Regions from separate parts of the Mus musculus genome. Here all the other regions are linked to region 3. A link is a loop called in an ENCODE intact Hi-C map of the cell type or tissue named here. Cell type or tissue: heart. All regions are shown on one strand.

Evidence for each region. A loop is a pair of places that touch in the nucleus more often than their neighbours do. Peaks named below come from ENCODE experiments on the same cell type or tissue, not always from the same donor. Only the 100,000 strongest peaks of a DNase experiment are listed, where the experiment ranks them.
Region 1: it touches region 3 in a loop (1.9-fold over the local background); 2 of 42 quality-filtered maps call a loop at or near these places.
Region 2: a loop joins it to region 3, with 1.9 times the contacts of the local background. A loop is called at or near these places in 4 of 42 quality-filtered maps.

What each region holds. Positions count from the first base shown.
Region 1 is chr8:125,234,555-125,239,554 of GRCm38, reverse strand. The region is part of intron 11 of Disc1 (disrupted in schizophrenia 1); the gene reads right to left. Among named protein-coding and RNA genes, the nearest start is that of Gm30713, 150 kb to the left of the region's middle. In heart, no CTCF peak of the experiment used is centred here; a DNase peak (open chromatin) is centred at 2,954; H3K4me3 peaks cover 1,031 bases; H3K27ac peaks cover 2,193 bases.
Region 2 is chr8:125,383,924-125,388,923 of GRCm38, reverse strand. Gm30713 (a long non-coding RNA gene) reads right to left here and starts at 3,040. Exons shown (of 5, transcript XR_879356.2): 1 at 2,436-3,040; 2 at 2,147-2,289; 3 at 1,554-1,575; 4 at 975-1,113; 5 at 82-379. In heart, no CTCF peak of the experiment used is centred here; DNase peaks (open chromatin) are centred at 253, 3,003 and 3,913; H3K27ac peaks cover 3,129 bases.
Region 3 is chr8:125,289,994-125,294,993 of GRCm38, reverse strand. No RefSeq gene overlaps it. Among named protein-coding and RNA genes, the nearest start is that of Gm30713, 93 kb to the left of the region's middle. In heart, CTCF peaks have their summits at 2,442 (motif pointing right) and 4,052; DNase peaks (open chromatin) are centred at 1,863, 2,873 and 3,293; H3K27ac peaks cover 3,586 bases.

The DNA.
Region 1 (5,000 bases), 55 kb after region 3:
AGGCTGGCAGCAGGCAGGGACATTAATTAACAGAAAAGGACCAGCAGGAAGGAGCCTCTCACTGGCTACAGAGGAAAGCCCTCCCTTACCCACCTGCTCCTTCCATTACACTCAGGGTCCAAGGCCAGGCTAGAGGGCAGAGAGCTCGAATTCTGGTTGGTTGAATGGTTTCTAAACCTATTTATGCCAATTGTACTTAAAATCCTAATTATATCATTTAGATATGTACCATACAAACCAGTGCAATGTTACTGTAAAAAGAAAAGTTCATATGCACATTTCTTTTAACGGAAAGCCTTGGAAAGATACAACAATATCGGAGAGAGGCAGAGAGGAGCTGGACCCTGGAGGCTGCTTTGCAAGTGTCTCTTAAGCGTTCTGTCCACTTTAAAGAGGCCACAACTGGAAACTGGATGGTAGCTTGTAGGTAAGGCATGTGCAAGAAGGGGCCCTCAAAAGCCACCCGGCAGACCCCTCGGAAGACTTTGATCCACTTGCTACACTGAATGATTAACAAGTGGATGTCTGTGTTTGCATAGTCTGAAAAAGAAGACTGGAGGGGCTTGTCGCGGGTGGACGGAGTCCCACACAGGGGAAGGGATGCAACAGAGATGGCTCAAGAGGACTCTGAGCAGATGGTAGTGATACATTCCTGCTCGCTGCTACCCTTAGGTCCTCCCTGGGGTCCAAGCATAGTCCGCTGCACCTGCCTGCACCAGAAGCTCTCGCTGCTGTGGCCAAAATCCTTGTTATAATTAACAGGAGAGAGAAAGGGTTCAGTTTAGCTGTTGGGCTCGGACAAACAGTTTCCCAGAAAGTAAGAGGAATGTAGACTTCCTAACACAGACATTGTTCCCATCTGAGATTCAGCAATGTGGCCCAGCATCAGCCTTTTCTCTCAGCTTTTGGTTTCCCTAACCTACACTTCCAAACTCTTCCACATCCATCCAGCAAACTAGTTCCAGGGTTTTAAGAGCCACGGAACCAAGGTCATTCACCAATGAACTGCTTGCTCACTCTCCACGTAGATTTTCTGTATTGTGACTTTTCAGTGCTCTGACCAGTGGGGGCGGGGGGGGGGGGTTGGGGTGGAGATGAACCTGGTAGAGGAAGAAATGGGGAGGAGATGGGGGTGCCACAAATCCCTGTGACTCCTTGAAGAGTACTGATCCACTGTACACAGTGTATGATCTGATGTGGCTCCCAGCATACCAGCGAGACAATACAAAGGACCAGAGGCCAGGGCTGTGGCTGCTTCCCTGCCTTCACAGACATCTATCTCCACAGGGGATTAGACCCTCCCCTACAGGCTCCCGGACAGGCAAGTCAAATTTGGCTAAACAACACAGGTTGCACCCTGATTTGCCCTTGAATACATAAACGTACCCTAATTGGCTAAAAGGCTACATATAAGTTCATGTAATAAATGATAAAGTTAGACCTGCACTCTGATGCTGGTCTACAGAGTCTGAATTCTGGGCAACTTTGTGGGCTCCGTCTCTACTTTCCCCCACTTTCTGGTCCCTGTTCTCACAGTGACCAAAGCATGCAGCATCCATCCTACGCAGTGTAAAGAGATGAAGGGTTTGTCTGGGCTCATTGATAAGAGGACTCAACACAGGGATGCTTGGCTTGATGGCCGTGGAATTTGCAGGAACAGATGACCATTCATCTTCTTACCTTGTGTTTTCGTTTCTAGTGTGTTGTTGTGGTAAAAATAGATTAGGAGAAGCAACTAAAGGGAGAAAGAGTCCATTCTACGCCACAAGTCAAGGCTATAGTCTTTCCCGATGAGGTGGTCACAGAGGCCAGGGGCTTGTGTTCGGTGGTCACGTTGTAACCACAGTCAACAAGCAAAGAAGGACGACTGCATGGTACCTACATCTCAGCTCCCTTTCTCTGCTGGTACAGGGGCGTAACTGGTGGTTGGCACCTCTCGCTCCCATAGGCCAGGAGGACATGGTAGAAGGAGTGGGAGGTCGGTTAGTCACACCATACCTCTAATTAGGGAGCAGAGAATGAACAAGGAGTAAGATCTAGATACAACACTCAGAAAGTTTGTCCTCGGTGACCCTACTTCCTCAAGGAGGCTCTGCCAGCTAAAGGTTCCAGCCTTCCCAAACTGTGCCACTCACCGGGGACCAAATGTTCAAATTAGAGAGCCTTTAGGGAACATGTCACATGCAAAGTACAATGGTCAGGAAGTAGAAAGCAAGACAAGGAGGGGTGAGAGACAATGTGTCCCCAAAGGCCACCCTCACCCCCTCCCACTATCTCCCCAGATTCTCAAAATATTGCCACCGGCTAAGGTCCAAGCCCTAACACATGAACTTTCAGAGGGATGTTTGTTGTCTAAACCATAACACTGCCCATTCTCCCTCAAACCAGGACATCCTAAACAAACAAACACAAAGAAAAGACAAAAACAACAACAACAACAAAACAAAAACAAAAACAAAAACAAAAACAAAAAAAAAACAGAGTTTCCCCTGAGCTATTTCTAAAGGCTCCCATGTCTCATAAAACTTTGATTAAATAAATTTGTCACACTTTCCCCCTTTGTCAGCCTGTCTTCTGTGAGCTATGATTCTGAGGTGACTGGGGAAGGGTGGCCCTGGCATTCTGGATGCCAGCCTCAGAAGAGACAAGGCTAAGGTGTCTGCTGTCTTTGCTGCAGGATTCTTTGCTTGCAGAAAGCAGTAGCGATTTTCTGGTTGCTAAATGTGTGGTGTGGGATACCTCTGTGGTGCGCCAGCTTCTCTCTGGCTTATTTTAGCTTGCTTGGTGGCAGCCTCTGGCTTGGAAAGGACACAGCTCAGAGGGAAGTCAGAGGGAGTCATGCTGTCCAGGGAACTAGGCAGGAGGGAAACTCATTAGAACAAGAAAGCAGCTGGCGTGGGCAGGCAGGCTACAGTCGGGAAAGAAAGGATCCCAAAGGTATTGGGGTCAGAACAGCACGGGCAGTGCCCCTTCAGTTCAGGAGCCTGGAATGCTGTTCCCTGCCCCCCTACCCCCTGCCCCAGCTTCTGCCTGGCTTCCGTGCAAGGTTGGAACCATCTATAAACCAGAGCCAACAGCAGCGTGAGACTCGGCAGAGAACTCCCAGGACGCTAGAAAAGAAAGGGCTCTCACAATCTGTGCACACGCATGCCTTAGCTGGGCTGCTGACTTCCTCTGGAACAAAGCGTCATCGAGCAAAGGGTTTTGCCTTCACGGACTCGGCTGCAGAATGAAGGTAATGGCTTTTAGCCTGGCAGGGACCTTCAGCCACAGGGCTGGTGTTCACTCCCTGAACAATGTGCCTCCGAAATGCGTATCACTGTGCTGGCCAGATAAGCAAGGAGAGGCTTTGAAACCGTTTCCCCCGTGGACCTCTGTAAGAAGCCCATGATTTGTCATGGAAGATTTGGATTGAAAAGCAATTGCCTGCCCCCAGGGTGTCATGCTTCAATAACAAACCAGTGTGGGGTGGCCCCGCACAACAGAGCCCTGCAAAGCCAAACACACCTGGAGCTGCAAAGCAAAGAAACATTTTGCCTCAAGATAAACACATCATTCCCCGGACTTCAATAGCCACCCCCCAGAAGCAAGACGGGAAGGCAAAAGCGCCTTCACCAGGGGACCCCTAACCGGCACACCTCTGAGCCTCAGGGGTCTAAAGCCTTCCAGCAAACACAAGCAAGACGTCCCCTTTGGTAAACCTTTCTCTCCTCAGGCACATGTCTAGTTCACTGCTCGGTTCTCCTCCTGATAATGGGAGCAAACTGGATTAGCAAAAGCTGTTTGAGATGTGGTCTCCAGAAAGGCAGAGACACAGAGATCAGCACGAGCTAGGCTTTACCGAGTGCACAGAGTCTGCAACTAAGGTGGCACAGGCTGCTCTGCTCACACACACCTCACCGTGACCATCTGAGCCCTCTGAAATAGTGAGCCAAAGATGTCCTTTCCTCTCCTGAATCTATTGGGCATTTGGCCATAATAACAGGAAGGGTCATTAATGCAACTAAAAAGTTAGTTCTGATTGTTCTCTCTTGATTTTTTATAGCCGTTGTTATTTGTGTGTGTGTGTGTGTGTGTGTGTGTGTGTGTGTGTGTGTATGTGAGTGTGTATGTATAGGTATATGTGTATGAGCTTGCATGCATGTTCATGTGTGTAAGAAAAGTGTGCACAGGGAGACCATTTGTGTGTGTATACATATTGAGGACAGAGTCAGTTGTTGTTTCTTTGTGAAACAGGGTCTCTCACTGCCCCGAAGCTCACCAGTTAGGCAAGTAGAGCAAATCCCAGGGACCCTTCTGTCTCCACCTCCCCGGTGCTGGGATTACAAACCTGCATGCCTATCATGCCCAGCCTATTATGTGGGTGCTGGGAATTTAACTCAGGGCCCCACACTTGGACAGCAAGCACTTTACCCAGTGAGCCATCCTCAGCCCATGTTGTTACTGGTATTGTTTCAGTGAATAAGAAAATATGGCCTACCAGCAGCAGAGACAGAGCCCAAGCAGAGAGACTCCAGGCTCAGACCTCCACGCTCTGCCTCTCTCACTCTGAGCACTCGAGTCCTGAGCCAAGTCCACTGCTTCATGTACAGACCTGATTTTAGGCAGGCAGACATTGCTTTAAACTCTTAGTCACTTCTGGAAAGTTATGTGCAATAATATCCATTCTTTTCTTTGCTGGAAAGCCATGATTCAGACATACACACCATCAGGTGACTACACCAGAAGACAGAACTCATCTCTCACCCCTCCCAGATTCTTCTTCCCAGCTACCAGGCAATGAGACTGGTCTCTGGTCCTATCATTTTGCCCCCCCCCCCCAAATCTATCATCTTAAGATTCAAGACACTCATGACCCCCAACAGATGCTGGTCTCACTAAACGCTAAGTGCTCACAACAGCTTCTCCATGGGGACAATGTTCCAGGACACTTCAGTGCACACCTGAGACCACAGAGAGCATCAAACCCAAGGAGAATAATTTTTCTTATGTATTTTCTT
Region 2 (5,000 bases), 94 kb before region 3:
GTAACCTCCAGCACCTCCCAAGACCTCGGGCAGCCAGGCTGGAATGACACACAGCTAGGAAAGAACACAGGAGGGACTGGATGAAATCTCAACTAAGGGTTTAATAACCCTCCCCGGCCCCTCCTTCAATGAGAAAAAGGTCAGCAGGTCAAATCTTGAGGGTCTCTTGAGAGTAGTCACAGCTGCCCTGATGAAGGTGGTAATGGCTGCCACAATAGGGAGACAACATTCCACAGCCTGTCTTCAAACATCCTTAGAAAAATGGTGGCACGTGCCTGTTGCACGTGCCTGTCCTCTCGGTAGCTCATGTGATCATCATTCAAATCATAGATGCACTCAGCTGTGACACAGGAGACAAGAGTGGAAGGCAGCCAGGAGGCTAGAGGAGAAACGGTAGCAGAGAGGCAGGTTGGGCTCTGGCTCTACGGTGCCATGTGTTTCACATGTACATAAACCAGACTCTGCTAGTATATTCCATGGGTTTTCCTGAGGCTGGGCTTCAATGGTGCACTGGCTGGTTTTGTGTGTCAACTTGACACAAGCTGGAGTTATCGAAGAGAAAGGAGCCTCCCTTGAGGAAATGCCTCCATGAGATCCAGCTGTAAGGCATTTTCTCAGTGATCAAGGGTGGGAGAGCCCAGCCCATTGTGGGTGGTGCTATCCCTGGGCTGGTAGTCCTGGGTTCTATAAGAAAGCAAGCTGAGCAAGTCAGGGGAAGCAAGCCAGTTAAGTAAAATCCCTCCATGGCCTCTGCATCAGCTCTTGTTTTCTGACTTGCTTGAGTTCCAGTCCTGACTTCCTTTAGTGATGAACAGCAATGTGAAATTGTAAGCTGAATAAACCCTTTCCTCCCCAACTTGCTTCTTGGTCATGATAGAAACCCTGACTAAGACAAATGGGCAAAGCAAACTAGAGCATGCAGATGGTGTAGAGGAAGACCTGTGTAAATATGGCTGTAGTCTTCAAGACTATACCTGGAGCTGGGACATGGCTTAAGATGCAAAGCGCTTGCCACGCAAACATGAGGGTCCAAATTCACACAAACAGCCAGGCACTGTAACACTGCAGAGTGTTACTGGAGACAGGAGCAAGGTTCATGATCAGTGAGAAACTCTGCCTCAAGGAAATAAGGTGACGAGTGATTGAGGAAGACATGGATTGTCAACCCCTGGCCTCCATATGCATACACACACCCACATTCTCTCATATACACACTTACACACACAGACACTCACACGTGCACACACTAACACACATACAAATTCTCAAGCACTCACATACAGGCACATATTACACACATACATGCACACGCATATACATTCTCACACACACACATACATACACATTCACACACATACACATTATCACACAAAGACACGCACACACATAATCACACACACTCGGACACATACACTCACACTCATACACACTCACACACATACACATGTGTCCAAGGACAACTTTCACAAAATCGAATCCTATTCTCAACCATCTACACTTATCTGCTTCCAGATTCTATTTTTGAAGTGTGCACAGCATTACCCCCGAAGTACCAATAGGTTAAGCTCTCGTCTCCTGAGTGTGGGAGAAAGTACAGGGGAGAATGTTTCAGGCACACCCCAATGAACAACCCATGCTCCCACCAGTGCCCACTGGCTTCTCATTTCTCTCTCCCCAGGCACCTGGCTGGGAGGGAGGAGCAAACTGGAGCCAAGAAGGCAAAAGCACAACAGAACCCCTTCCAGGGGACGGGGTGGGGGGATGGGGGGTGGGGGTGGAGGCAGACACATCCTCAGGGGCAGACAGGACCTCTGCTGAACTTCTGCTAACTGGTTGCAGAGTTTGATCTGTGGGATTTGTTTTGCCCATTTCTCTTGCCCTGCCCCACCCCACCCTACCCCACCCCTACCAAAAAACAGACAGGGCACAGGTACCTCGGGACTGAGAGTATAAGCTGAGTGTTCTCTACACTTGACAGGGGCACCACCACTCCTCATCTGTGTCCTTCCAGCCTAACTCAAGGACAATGTTACACAGGAGCTACTGCTAACCGGGGCTTCCCGTGGGGTTAGTCGCCACTTCCCATTCCCAGTTCACAACACAGACAGTCATCACAGGCTGTGACATGCCATAGTCATGTGCTAACCTTAATCTTAAGTGTCAACTTAATTGGATTTGGAATCTCCATGGAAGCATGGTGTGTCTGTGAAGTTTTCAGTGAGGTTAAACGGAGGAGGAAAGACCCACCCTGAATGTGGGAAGCACTGTCCCACAAGCTGGGGTCCTAGACTAAATAAAAAAGAGAAAGCAAGTTGAGTACCAACATATTCTCTCTCATTCATCCCCTCTCTCCTTCTCTTCTCCCCACTCCGCTCTTCCCCCCTCCCTCTCTCCACCCCACCTCTGCTCCTCACCCCAGCTCCAGATTACTGTACCATAGTTTTTTTTTCTTTTTCTTGCAAGATTGTGCCTCTTCTGGCTACACTAGAAGCCCCTCCTAGACACAGGGGTGTTTCAGTATAGAGGGGGAAAGAGGGGAGAGGGAGGGAGGGAGAGGGGGAGAGAGAGAGAGAGAGAGAGAGAGAGAGAGAGCAAGCAGCCTTTGCAGAGAAGAGATATTTATAACCCAAGAACTCCCTTTTGGGGACCCCTATGCCCCCAAAAGAACTCCAGGCAGCAGGCTCATCTGTTCAGGCGTTTATAATAGAATGTAGCGCTTTGATTAGTTCTAGAATGGTCTGATTGTTCCCAGCGACACGAACATCTTGGTAAATATCATAGCCGATGTAGAAAGCACAAACGCCACAGTGTGTGTACCCAGGGACTTTGTGAGGTCAGCATAGGTCCCTGCCAATTCAGAGGACCAGGACAAGCCATGTGTTCTGATAAAGCACGAGAGCCATGTCAGTGGGACTGGGCCTTCTTCCTCTGGCCTTCCTTCTCTGGAGCAGGCACCTCCCTTGTATGGAGTCTGTTCAGTCCCTTGCCTGTGGGTGGAGGTGCCAATCATGCTCCTCCCACCCCTGCCTGCTGGGGAGCAGGGACCTCCCACAGCATCTGCTAAACAGTTGGCCAAATCTCTCAGCCCCTCCTTCTGCCACGGGCTGGCTGGGCCAGGGCTTTGCCCCAACTGAGCGCCTGTAATGTGTGTGCTGACTTGCAGAGGCAAGCTCTAGGAGACCAATGGGAAATAGCCAGAAAGGAAAGGGGGTAAAAGAGGACTGTCTGTCATGGTGCAGAAACTGGGAGTTGTGAAATACAAAGGGGACAGGAGGGCTGGGAGAAGCATGTGCCAAGGATCTTTGGTCATAACTGTGCCAACTGTGTGGGAGCAGAGAGAGCAGGCAGGAGTTGGGGGAGGAGCTGCCCATAGAGAGACCGTGTTAGTAATGATAGGAGGGCATACACACAAAGTGCTATTAGAGAGTCTGCACCCGACCATGGCAAACAGACCCCTCATGAGCTTCCTTATAGAGAGCAACAGAAAGGAAAGTGGAAGTCCAAACCATGTCCCCCAATGGGCACCGAGGATGCCAAGGAAGCCATGGTGGGTTTCAGGGACTGGCAGGAAACTAGGGCACCCAGCACAGACATGGAGAAGGAAGGCCAAGGAAGGGGCAGGTGTCCTGCTAGCCTACAAGTTCCTTAGAGCCAACTCCTAAGTCCTAGGCAAACTGAAAGCCGTGTCTGAGAAGAACTTGAAGGCAAGACGTAGTACTCAGAAGGCTTCTCAACTCTGAGGATAGAGCTGTACCCACTCAGCATGCATGAAGGTGTGGGCCAAGAAGACATGTGTTCTCCATGCCCATGGCCATAGTGGTGACCCTGGAGCCCAGAGCCTAGTGTTGGCTCATTAGACCACACAGAGCCAGTTAAATCAAACCAATGGACCTCCATCCAGGGCCCTGACATTCATGACACGCCCAAGATTAGGTCTAGGAGCTATGCAGGTTCATAAGGCTACCGGGCATGTCATCTGCCACCAGCTGCCAGACAGGAGCAGGCCTGCTGTCCTTTTCTAACAAGAACAGCCTGACTTATCTTGCATAAGGCCTGATTGGGCAGAGGGCAGGGTTTTAATGCCCTTCTGTGGGCACGGCAAGCACATTGGAAGCAAAGCCCTTCTCTGGTTCATCTTGGCTCAAGATCAAAGTGAAACATCAATCTTTCTACCTCACCCTCCAAGGCCTGAGGTCCAAGGCTGTTGCTCATCCTCTCTTCGGTAGTTGGAGTCCTGAGTCCTAACAACAAGCCCTGGTGGACAAACATGTCTGTGGCATCAAGCAAAGAGTGAGTAGCAGGGGGGAGGGCTGACATCAAAGGTCCTCCCCAGAACTTTGCAAGGCAAAGAGGAAAGAAGATGGATCCATCAGACCTCAGGCAGATGTCAGGAACATGAGAGATCTGCCTGGTCTCCATGCCAGGTCTCTATGCCTGATATCCATGTTAGGTCTGCATGTCAGGTCTGCATGTCAGGTCTCCATGCCTGGTCTGCATGTATGGTCTCCATGTCATGTTTGCATGTCAGGTCTGCATGTCTGGCCTGCATGTCCGGACTCCATGCCAGGTCTGCATGCCTGGTCTCCATGTCTTGTCTCCATGCCAGGTCTGCATGTCAGGTCTCCATGCCTGGTCTCCATGTCTTGTCTCCATGCCAGGTCTGCATGTCAGGTCTCCATGCCTGGTCTCCATGACAGGGTTGTATGCACGGTCTGGATGCCAGGTCTCCATGTCTGGTCTCCATGCCTGATCTGCATGCCAGTTCTCCATGCCAGGTCTGCATGTCAGGTCTCCATGTCTGGTCTCCATGCCTGATCTGCATGCCTGGTCTCCATGTCAGGTCTCCATGTCTGGTCTCTATGTCTGGTCTCCATGTCTGGTCTCCATGCCAGGCCTCCATGACTGGTTTGCATACCTGGCCTCCATGCCTGGTCTCCATGTCAGGTCTCCATGTCTGGTCTCTATGTCTGGTCTCCATGTCAGGTCTCCATGTCTGGTCT
Region 3 (5,000 bases):
TGAGCCACACCCTAGGTCATTGTGTCTCTCTTTCTGTATCCCAAATTGAAATGTGTTTTCTACCTAAGTTCACTCAATGAAAGAGCTCCCTCAGAGTACTTCCCCATGGAGAAGCATATTCTATTCACGTGGTCTGTGTCTTTGAGCGGCTGTGTTCGCAGACTGTCTGCTCATTAGGCTAGCAGATACATGTGTCTGTAACTCCTAACGCCTCATTCATTAATCTCGGATTCCAGCGTTCCAGGTTTAGTTTCAGTTATGTCTTAGCATGAAGGGAAAGAAGATACCAGCCACCAGTGTCTGTAAATGCAATGGGACAAGGAGCTTCAGCAACCAGGAAGGAGAGCAAGGCATTATCACTCCCAATGAAAGAAGAGGACCCCCAGCTGAACCTCACAGATTGTGACAATCACGGAGTCCTCAGTCCTTCCAACGTCCTGATGTCTTCACGGAGCCGTGAGTGAGTGAGTATCCAGGCCAAGTGACAGAGGGAAGCACACAGAAGTAAGGAAGATGTCACAGTTGTAGCAAGCCAAGCTTACCCTCGGAAGAAGCCAGAATTCAGGGTGCAGGTGTGTGTTTTTCACATAGGATATTAAAAAAAAAATCAAAGTCACACAGAATACTTTGCAACACAGTTTTCTACCTCATTTTCTCTGTGGAACCAGCAGATGTTACAGTGCTGGCCCCAGGCTGTGGGACCTTCCCTCGGGGCTCTCTTTGCTCTGTGCTCCTTCCCTTCTGAGGATTTCTCACATCATTGGGTGTGGATGTGGACTAGCTGGTACTGTGCAAGCTTTGCTTTGCTTTGAAACTATCATAACTTCCTTCTTTCCTCCTTCCTTCCTTCTCCCTTCCTTCCTTGCTTCCTTCCATCTCCCTTTCTTTCTTTCTTTCTTTCTTTCTCTCTCTCTCTTTCTTTCTTCCTTTCTTTCTACTCACATAGTACACAGCACAGCAGGATTGACATCAGTCCTTCATGCATCTTTGGCTACAGTGCCTCACAACACAAGGACAAATACAATGGGGGAGGGGGGAACTATCACCCTGACGCCAAGTGAAGTTTCTTCCCTGACAGCTTAAGCTAAGACACCATCACCCATTCATCTGCAGCAGGAGAGCTTAACTTCCCTTTGAAGGATGGAACAAAGCCCAGTGCCTTCCTCTTGTATGCGTCTAGCTACTGTGCCCACCCCACAAGTCTACGACAAGGACCAGTGGTCTGAAGTGTTTGAAAGTGAAATGTCCCCATGTGTTTGAACATTTGGTCTTCACCTGGCGGTGCTGTTTGAGGAACACTGTGGAACCTTCTAGACTTAAAGACTAGCTGGTAGGTATAAGAGCATGGGCATTTGGCTTCTGAGCAATAGCCTGCTCCCACTTCCTGCCTGAGTGCTCCCACTTCCTGCCTGATTAGCTCTTTGCTGCATCCTGACTGCCAGCTGCTCCTTGCTGAATTCTGTTGGATGTTTGGCCACAACCACAAGAAAGCAATGCATGTCAGGCCTACCAGGGAAGCAGAACTTCATACCTAACGGTCCAGGCCTCCTGGGATGCAGGTCTCAGGAGGACGGCTCATACCTCACCCCTTGGCCCTGGCCCAGAGATGGTAGCCCCATCGTGGGCACCACTATGTCACTGCAGGTGCCATTCCCTTTGACAGGCAAGCCTTTCTCGGATGCCCTGGCCCTGTGCCCAGGAGATAAAGATGCAAGCAGGACAGATTCAAGCCACCCTTTCTTCTTAAAATAAGCCATTCATTTTTCAGGGAGTGAGAGCTATTTTTGACTGCATTTGCTCCTTGGCAGCTGTTTCCAAAATGGCTTCGCTGGTCTAAGAATCCATGATTCATCCCTGGGCTGGGCGAGGGCTGGGGACATGGAAATTCCAGAGGGAGTTATAAATGTCACAGCACATGCTGGAGGCTCCCCAGCCCCTCTGGGAAGCCAGAAAAGAGTGTCTGCAAATTCCACAGCCGGTGGGAAACAAGAGCCAGCATTCAGCTGGCGTGGGTCAAGTGCTCTTGCCCTGTCCAGTGTGGGAATCAGACAGCAGCAACCAAAACCCCAGGGTCTTGGGATTGTCCCCAGTCTGCGGGCCACCAGGTCCCTGCAGTTGGTTTCTATCGTGTCCTTGTTTCCACATCTGATTTATTGCTTTCTTTTCTTTTTCTGAGGGAAATATTCTAGAAAACAGTAAAGTCATATTTGATATAAAATATTTCAGTCAGACTATAGAAGAGGAGAATGCAGGCCAGCTGTGTGGTCTTCATGCTCTGAGTCCACCATCAATATAATTTCCCTGACTCTTAGAGAGTCCTCCAGCCTTGGGCACGCTAGGTAATCGCTCCACCACCAACCGACATTCTGCCTCTACCTTCATCACTTTTATCTTTAATTCTGTTCACATGTGTGTGCACATGAGTGTAGTTGCCTATGGAGACCAGAAGAGGGTGTTGGGTTCCCTGGAGCTAGAACTACCGGTTACTGTCTGACCTTCAACACAATTTTCCAGATCCGGCTGTCTGATTCCCACGCTGGGCAAGGCCAGAGAACTTGATCCCTAACCAAAGTCAAGTCTCCTCCGCTATGAAGCTTTCAGACACTCACTTGGGACTTCTCAGAGCGCTTAGCGAGCCCCAAACACAAACTGTGTCCCTGGCAAGAGCCAGATACATGCGTTCTGGAAACGAGAATGAAATTCATAATAAGTCAGGCTCAACAACGAACTCCCTTCATCCTGCCTCTGTTTAGAAGATTTTTTCTCTGTGTGTGTTTTACACAAGCAGCCCCTGCAGGAGTCCGAGATTCCATTAAAGCCAGCGTGTAAAGACTGCTTCTAGGACAGCCTTCCCAGCGCCAGACACTGCGTACTGCGGGTTCCAGATGCTGGTCCCTTCTTAGAAAAGCCTCGTGTCAGAACCCTCAGGAGTGCGGAATTCCCAGCGGAGGAATTCCTGGCTTGTTTTGCTTTGTTTTCTAGTTACTGTTTTAATCCTTTATTATAAAGTTTCTTAGAAAGCGCCAGGGCCTTCCTTTCAGGGAAATGGACGGAGTATAATATCTTTTTAAGGGGAAATTAAGAACTTCCCGTCTAAAATTAGAAGTATTTATCTAGGCCCATGGGTGGGAAATAAATCAAGAAATTGTGAATCTGGTTTGAGGCCCACAGGGCTCTTGAGACATCAACTTGAGACTGGAAGAAAAGAGAGCTCCGGGAAATGAGGCTGTCAGATGCCAGGGATGAAGGGTCAGGTGATAATATAATGAACTCGCACACTGGTCACGAGCCTTCCAAATGAACAGAGCCCGGTGGAAAGTGGGCGGGGTACTGGAGCAGGGCGGGCGCAGGGAGGGACTTGGAGGCTTCAGTTATCCTGAGCAGAAAACAGATTGCTTAGGGGAAAAGAGTGGAGTAGCCTGTTCCCTTGGGTCATTCTGTGGCAATTTAGAGACGACCCCTCCTGCCTCTGTCTCCGGAGCAACTCCCAGTGTCCTGGGAAGTTAAACAGTTAAAAACAGTTATGCTGAGTGATTCACCAGCATGCAGATATGTGTACACGTGTGTACCTATACATCTCTATGCATACACCACAGACGGGGACACTGTGGAAAGTGACTAGAGAGATGATGTGACATGCCACATGCACAGGCTCCTTTATCTCACAGGGACAATCTCCAACTACTAGTGACAGTCTGCAAAGGAAATGGGTTCCAGGCCACAGCTAACGCTAACCTAGCGGGCCCGGAGATCTGAGGTCTGCAGAGGGCAGACTGTGCATGGAAAAGCATTCGTCCTAAATCTGATGCTTTACAATTGCTGTTTAAACTTTTAACAAGGAAGAGACTTACGTTGCATCCAGAGAGGAGAGCCCAGGGACCCTTCCCACCTCCACAGAGTTTGTACATGCTCCTGTGGAGGCTAGGCTGTGCTTTCTTTCCTGGCCTTGGCTCAGGATGCTGAGGAGGACAGAACCAGACAACAGGCCCCTTGTTCTAGGCTGGAGTGGGGAGCAGAAGTGTGGTGGTGTAGGGAGGAATGACCACATCCTAGTGGCCAAAGCAGGGACTGCCATCCCAGGCGAGGGCTAAAAACACTCCAGTGCAGCCATTAGAAGTACAGGCTCCTGAGAATTAGACTTATCACAATAAGAACTCAGTGCACAGGCAAAAATAAGCACAGCCTGTCAGGGCCCTAGCATTTATAGACCCTCGGAAAAGTTCCCAGAATTCCAAACACCACACAATGACAGAAACTATCTGCAGCTGGCAAAACCACAGCTCTGCTAGAGCATGAGGCAAATCATAGTCAGCTGCTGTGGACAGTCCAAAGCAGCCCCACATCCCACACCTGGGATTAAAATGAAAACGCATCCTTACAATATTTGCAATATTTCTGTGTTTTGAAAGAAACCAAAATTCCAGAGTTCTCACTACACTTTGAATGAGTTCTGTGGTCAGATGGCAACCCTATGTTTAGTTCTGTTGGGGAGGAGGTATGTAAGTGTACTGTATGTGCATGTGTGTGGGTGTGAGTGTGTATGTGGGAAGTGCATGTGTGGTACGTGTGTGTGTGGAAAGTGTGTTTGTGGTATATATGTGAGTGTGTATGTGGGAAGTGTATGTGTGGTGTGTGTGTGTGTGGTATATATGTGTGTATGTGTATGTGGGAAGTGTATGTGTGTGTGGCATGTGTGTGTGGTGTAGGTGTGAGTGTGTGAGGTATATGTGTGTGAGTGTGTATGTGAGAAGTGTGTGTATGTGGTATATGTGCATGTGTGTGGTATATGTGTATGTAGCATGTGTGTGTGTGGTATATGTGGTATATGTGATTTATTTTATATGGATTCTATCTTAAAAGATAATCTTCTGAAACAAAAATATAATTCTCAACAGCCCATTTTAAAATTAACCATACATTTGTGTATATACAACCAATAAGAAGAAATCAGCACTGTCACAGTTAGCTAGTGAATGTCAACGTTGTCTACCTAGTGAATG